Regions from separate parts of the Homo sapiens genome. Here region 1 is linked to region 2. Evidence: chromatin contacts called from ENCODE Hi-C data. All regions are on one chromosome and are shown on one strand. The core of a region is the stretch at or near the end of the contact, and the rest is flanking DNA. Distances in the headings are between cores, read along the strand shown.

The links. Hi-C counts contacts between places; a loop is a spot of excess contacts on that map. Pooled maps may share reads with other maps.
Region 1: a loop to region 2 is called in a map with no recorded cell type, with 4 times the contacts of the local background. The contact joins two enhancer-like sites. A Hi-C loop is called at or near these places in 11 of 168 maps with a recorded cell type or tissue (HCT116, IMR-90, MCF 10A and 8 more), 5 of 37 single-sample maps with no recorded cell type and 17 of 50 pooled maps.

Annotation. Positions count from the first base shown.
Region 1 is chr1:30,703,085-30,706,573 of GRCh38, reverse strand. No RefSeq gene overlaps it. Among named protein-coding and RNA genes, the nearest start is that of MATN1-AS1, 14 kb to the left of the region's middle. Within about 2 kb of position 2,065, at least 3 of the 41 ENCODE cell types and tissues checked have a DNase peak (open chromatin) inside an H3K27ac peak, as active enhancers do.
Region 2 is chr1:30,129,014-30,132,403 of GRCh38, reverse strand. No RefSeq gene overlaps it. Among named protein-coding and RNA genes, the nearest start is that of LINC01648, 93 kb to the right of the region's middle. Within about 2 kb of position 1,688, at least 2 of the 41 ENCODE cell types and tissues checked have a DNase peak (open chromatin) inside an H3K27ac peak, as active enhancers do.

The DNA.
Region 1 (3,489 bases), core at 816-3,315, 570 kb before region 2:
CCTTCCGTGGTAGTAATAGTAAATAATTTATAAGTGGTGACTTACAGTGTAGTATCTACACAGTAGATACTACTCAAGTATATATACTTATGTATAATACTTGTATATTATAGAATAAATAAATTGGCAGGAGAATCACTTGAACCTGGGAGGTAGAGTTTGCAGTGAGCCAAGATCACGCCAGTGCACTCCAGCCTGGGTGACAGAGAGAGACTCCATCTCAAAAAAAAAAAAAAAAGATGTGTTATTTTATAATAGTGTACTTGTGGCATGTATTATATTTCCTAACTAGTAATTAGTAAATATAAATTTATAAACAGCCAACATATATTGGTGCTTATGATGAGCCAAGCATTGTTCCAAGAAAAGGCTAACTTCCTTTATTCCTCACACTTCTTTTGGGAGGTAAGACTGTAACTGAAACACCTGCAGGCTAGGTCCTGCCGCTCACTGCACAGAAAGTCAATCACTGAGACAACAAGTACTGTTGGGGAAGAAGGCTTTAATTGGGTTCTGTAGCCAAGGAGATGGGAGATGGGAGATTAGTCTCAAATCTGTCTCCGACCAACTAAAATCGGGGGTTTCAATAGCAGGGAAGAAATGTACCTACATCCAGGAGAATAAGAATTAGGGAGGCGTAAGGAAGAAAAACTGGTCAACAGGAAGCAGGTGGTCAGTGAGGCCATCATGATGGGTGAGGAGTCTGGCATCTCATTGTCCTGATGCAGTGATCCATGCATTTCAGCTCCTTGATACTATCTGGGGCTCTGATGGTTGGTTTGCTGAGAATGGAACTTAGATAAGACAATTGTAACATTCTCAAGTTTTAAGACTGGGAGGGTCAATTCTATGTCTATTCAAAAGAAACCAAAAACGTCAGTTCTAACAGACAATTGGTCTGGTTTCAGGACTACCCCAGGTTCACAGTGGGGGAAAGCAAGGCTAAGAAGACAGAGGAACCTGCAGCAGCAGGTCGGCCTTGGCACTGGGACCCAGGCTTGTCCACCCCACATGGCCCCTGGGTCTTCCTTCCTCCATGGGGAAATCCCTTTGTTGCCCCAGGTGCTCTTTGGGGCACCTCTGGTTCATGGGTTGGGGTCTTGCTCCTGCGGGCTTCATCTGTGAACCTGCTGCAGTGTGGCCAAGTCCCAGCTGCAGAACAGGCTGGAACAGACCCCTTGCCCAGCCCGGCAGCCTCCACTCCCGCCTGGAGGCCTGTCTGCCTGCCATCTTCCTCCTCCCACGGCTGGTGCAGCTTCTGCTTGGGCAGGTCGCCACAGTTCGAGAAGGATTTTCCCCTCTTCTTGGCATCAGATTTTCCCTTGCAGTCTCCTGACTTCGTTCCTGGCAGAATTCCTTCTCCTGAGTACTGCAAGTGTCTTTCAGCCACTCTCCTGTGAGTGGTGCAAAGCAAGAATTCTGTCCCATGCCTGGGGCTTTTTCCAGGAGTTAGGAGTATTGGGGAGTGCATGTGATGAGCACCCCAACGTGCATCCCATTCTCAGGGGCCCTTGGGTCCATCACAGCCCTCCGTCCCCCCGCAATGGGCCTTCCCTCACAGGGCTCATGGTCAACGGAGCCCCCTCCAGCTGCCACAGAGTTTCCTTTGCCCAGGCCCAGCCTGGGAGCAGCAGGCTTGGGTGGGGCCTTTCCAGGCATCGGTGGATGCCCCATGGTGTCCAGGGGGCAGGAGAAGCAGGTCCTGAGCTGCAGGTGAAGGTTTGGGGTCATTGGCAAATATGTAGATGACTGAAGCTGCAGTGAGCGATGAGCCCCCGGGGGGAGGAGTTGAGAGGAAGGTCAGGGGAGAGGGCCTGGAACAGAGCCCCAGGACCCCTACACTTCAGGGACAGCCAGAGGGACCAGCAAGGGAGCCCGAGGAGTGGCCAGGGGAATAAGAAGAAAATGAGGATGGGGTCCCAGGGACCAAGAGGAGAGAGGAGGAGGAGATGCCCTCCATCCCCCCAGCAATGGATCTTCCCTCACAGGGCCTATGGTCAGCTGAGCCACCTCCAGCTGCCAGAGTTTCCTTTGCCCAGGCCCAGCCTGGGAGCAGCAGGCGTGGGTGGGGCCTTTCCAGGAGGGAGAAGAACCGGCCCTGTCCTGGGCTGGCCTGGGTTGGGCTGGGCTGGGCTGGGAGAGGACAGGCCACGTCCACTTGGGATGCTGCCTCCTCCCCGGTCCTGCTGCCTCTCCAACAGCAGTCAGAGCCACCCAGGGAGTGGGGTGTACTCACTGGGATATGAGGTGACCATGGGTTGTGGGTGCACAAACATTTGATATTTCATAGTTTCCCAGTCATGTATGTATTTTAATAGTATCAGGAAAAAACCCATAAGAAATTAGCGCATTGAAGCCTTGATTTCATGGATTTTGTTGCTCAGGGTGAGACAAATGGAAAACGGCCTATTTCAAGTCAGATTAAAGGGATGATTGAGTCAACATTGTGCAGGGGGAGGGGACAGCAAAAAGCATGAACGTGTCAGAGAAGCTGCTCAAGTGTGAGGGACGTGGAGGAGGCCTCTGAGGCCCAGAGTCAGACACCCAGGGCCAGCCTGGCTCTGCCTGGGGCTGAGGGGCCTTGGGCAGGTCGCTGCATCTCTGTGAGCCTCAGTTTCCTCATCTGTGATATGGGGTGAGCAGTAACAGCTCACAGGGTTGTGGCGACGGTTGATGAGATGAGGAGGGTGGCGTGCTGGCAGGAGCTTGGCACAGGGTCAGCCCAGCCAGGGAAGCAGAGGTTGGTGTTATCATTATGATTATTATCGGCTTTGGCACCACTGTTATTCAGGGACTTTATTCTGGGTGAGGTGACTGATGGCTTTTAGAGGGGAAGGGGCCAAGTTCTTGCCACCCCAATCCTCAACAGAGCTCCATGAGGGCCATCCCCACTAGGGAACTCCTCCTCGAACTTCATAGCCCCGGGCCAGGCAGGCTTTGGTGTGTCACCCAGTGGTGACACAGCTTCTTGGAGCCACCATGTCCTTGATTGTAGGTTGACACCACAAGGCTGACTTCATGGGGGTGACTGTGAGGAACACCAAAGAGAGGCAGGTCAAGTCCCTGGAATGTAGTAGGGCTTTATCCTCTGAGATTTTGTCCTCCATGGGGGAAATTTCTGTTGGTCCGGTGGGGACAGGTTTGGTGTAATCTCGGGGGGTCTGACCCCGCTCTGATTGTCAGATATGTAGTCTGAAATTAAGCCAAAATTTCATCTTACCTATGCTAATCATCATTACTTATGAGGTTCTTAGATACCCTGAAGCTGTCCAACATGTCCACTCACAACATGGGAGCTTAGTAGCACTGAAATGTGAATTTAAATCAACAAATATTAACAGAACATTTGGTAAGTCACATTCATCCACCCACCCATCCATATCCATTTATCATCCATTATCCTTCCATCAATTCATCCATCCATCATCCATCATCTATCCATCTATCCATCATTCATCATCCACCCATCTATCCACCATCCATCATCCA
Region 2 (3,390 bases), core at 439-2,938:
TACCAGCCCTGTGAGCTAGGTGTTAGCCTGTTTCCCAGATGAGAAAAGTGAGGCTCAGAGAGGTTAAGTGACTGGCCCAGCATCCCACAGCAAATCCCTCCTCCCCTTGAAAGTGGCCAATCTGGAAAAGACACCCAAACTTCCCGGCTTCCACACCAGGAAGTGCTCCCCAATTCCACTTGCTCTCTGTCCTCCAGGACTAGAAGGGAGGAGGCAGGGCAGGATCAGGGACCTCAGCTGGGCCCTACTCCTCAGGAAGTACACATTGCTGCCCCTCCTGCACTGATGGGGTGTGCATGCTGAAACAATTAGAAGGGGAGAAAGGGCCAGGGTCATGGCACTAGTTTAGTGCCGTAATTTAGTGCCGTGTGGGGATGCAGGCTGCCCAGAATTGCAGGACTTATTGGTTTCTAACATCCCTCTTCAAGGCAGCTCTTCGCTAAGACCTAGAGCAGCTCCCAGCTTCCACTTGGGTCCTCAACCTGTCCTTCCTCTACACTGAGCTTCCCTAACCCTGCCTCCAGGCTCAGCAGGGGTTCCTGGCCCCTCACCCTGGAGTTTCTCTGCCAGTTCAGTTTCTCTGGCTCCTGGTCCTACCTGATGTTGGGTTTATCTTCACTGCCTCCATCGTGGACCAAATTCCATCAGAGTAGCCTGGACCTTGCAACAGCTCCAACAGGTCCACCGTCCACCCCTGTGTGCCTCCCTAATCCCGCCCTGCAGCAGCCCAGGGGAGCCTTCAAAAAAGTCGAATGAAATTCAGTCTCTCCCCTACTTAAACCCAACAGGTCTCATTAAAATTCAAAACCAACACCCCATCAATTTCTTGGCATATTGATCAGTGTCTAGGCATGGGAGAGGGGCTGCCCAATGGGGCTAGGGCCAGAGGAAAGGAACGCAGCCATTGCAGCCATGGCTCAAAGGGAGTGAACCAGGGAATAAGCTCCCCTGCCTCTCTCTCCTCCCATCCCCTGGTCTCCTCTGGTGCCTCCAGAACCCAACAGGAGCCAGGACACAGGAGGGCACTGGAGCCCTATTGATGCTATCCATGCAGGTCAGTCTCCTTGTACAGAGTGGGGAGGGGGTGAAGGTGTGTCTGGAGGGCACACAGAGGATAGTATATTTTCCCCTCCCCAGCCTGTGGTGGGGACTGTTAGCTCCATAATAAAGATGTGGGGCCTGATCAGGGAAGCCGAGCTGCTCAGTGATGGAGCTGACTCCAAAGCCTTCAGGCTTCCTCATCCCAGTTGAGCCTCTCCCAGCAGAACCACGGATGGTTCCCACCTATGGGCAATGGGCAAGGCATTCAATAACAGTGCTGGTTTAAGATGCCACCACCACCACTAATGGTGAACAGCTACTTAATTTCAATGAAAGAAGAACTTTCCAGAAGCTGAAGCTCTCAGTTTTGTGATGAGCCCAAGTGCCTGACCTGGCAGTGAAGTCTCATCTTCCCATGCCCCTGGCTGCCAAGTGCAGAGAGCATCTGATATGGTTTGGATTTGTGTCCCCGTGCAAATCTCATGTTGAATTGTAATTCCCAGTGTTGGAGAAGGGGCCTGGTGGGAGGTGACTGGATCAATGGGGTGAACTTCTCCCTTGCTGTTCTCATGATAGTGAGTGAGTTCTCATGAGATCTGGTGGTTTAAAAGTGTGTGGCAATTTCCCCTTTGCTCTTTCTCTTTCCTGCCCTGCAATGGTAAGATGTGTTTGCTTCCCCTTTGCGTTCTGCCATGATCATAAATTTCCTGAGGCCTCCCCAGCCATGCCTCCTGTACATCCTGTGGAACTGTGAGTCAATTAAACCTCTTTTCTTTATAAATTTCCCAGTCTCAGGTAGTTCTTTTTAGCAATGTGAGAGCAGACTAATACAGCATCCCAGGAGGGAGGGGGAGGCCTGGTGGGCAGGTGGAGACTGCTGAAGCTCCCGGGAGGGGGAGGCCTGGTGGGCAGGTGGAGACTGCTGAAGCTCCCAGAAGTGGAGAAGACTGTGGGCATAGGGGGCCCTCTGAGAGCCATAGCAGTGCCTGCCTTGCAGAAGCTTACTTGGCATTGGAGCCTTAGCCCCACACTCCAGGGAGCTGCTGGGGTGCCAGCCTCCCTCCTCAGCCAGCTCCTGCTGCAGCTGCTCTCTGTGCCAATGGAGCTGGGCGGGGCACTGCTGGTGCTAATATTGTTCAAGAACAATTGCATATAGTTCTCATCCATGAGTCTCCCTAAAGGCCTGAAATCACGGGAGGCTCTCTGATGGTGGACCCAGCTCAGGCTGGACACACTGAGCTGACCGAGGCTTGGACACAGAGGTTCTGCCCATCACATTGCTGTGTGCCCTTCAGAGAGCCACTGGGTCTCTCTGGGTGACCTCTGGCAATCCCTCAATGGAGTCCCACTTGGGGCCAGACCAAGGAGCATGGCCCCTGCTTTCAGGGACTAAAGCAGAGATGTCACGATACTGCTTGGGGGGTGTGGGAGTGGGGAGGGTTAATTTGACTGTAGACTTACTGACTCACGTCATTGCAAAAGCTGCCCATAGCCGCCCCTAGGTTGCACTCAGGCCAGGGGTGCGGGCTCTGGGCACAGTGTTCACCCTTAGGTCAGCTCTGCAGCCCCGATCTGGGCAAGAAGGGAGAAACAGGCTCTTGGAGGTGGTGCAGGGCCACTTGGGGGGGAAAATTCTGGGGTCCCAGAATGAGGTCTAAAGAGGGCCACCGTCCTGCTGGGCTCTCCGTTTGGCTCTGCAGAATCCTCACCCCAGGGAATGGGGCGCAGTGGGGGAGAGCCTAGTTGGGACCCTCCAAAGCAGAGGGGCCTCTGGTGACCTGGTTTAAAGGCAGTTCTGCCCTAAATGTTTGTCATGTCCCTTCCCCAACCCTTACCATAGCTTCAAGACCCAAACAAGCCCATCCAGTGGGCGCCCTCTCACCAGAACTGCGCACCCTCTAGCCCCCTCCTTCAGCTTGTCCCCCACCCCAACCCCTCCCCGCCTCCTCCACCCCCTGCCTGCTGGCTCTGCCCACTGGTCTGCTGGGTTCTGCTGCAAGGGGAGTGCGACTGATGGAACTTGATGGAATCTAAAAATGAGTTTTCACCGCGTGTCAACCCTTCATCTTGCACTGTGAGACTCTGAGCATTTTATAGCAGGAGAGAACGGAAACAAAAAAAAGAAAGAAAGAAAAACACTTGTGTTTCTTGAGATAAATAGGGAGTGTTGGCAAGGCTGAAGTGTTAGAAACATTTCTTGTCTGCTGTTGACACCGTGAATGCTGCCTGATAAGCTTTCCCTTATCTTCGTTGAAGTGTCTCCATGCAGAGAGAGGGCTCCATTGCCCACCCCCTCCCACCTCCTGTTTTCAGGCTGCGGGACAGGTCAGCCTCTTCCATCCACACAAA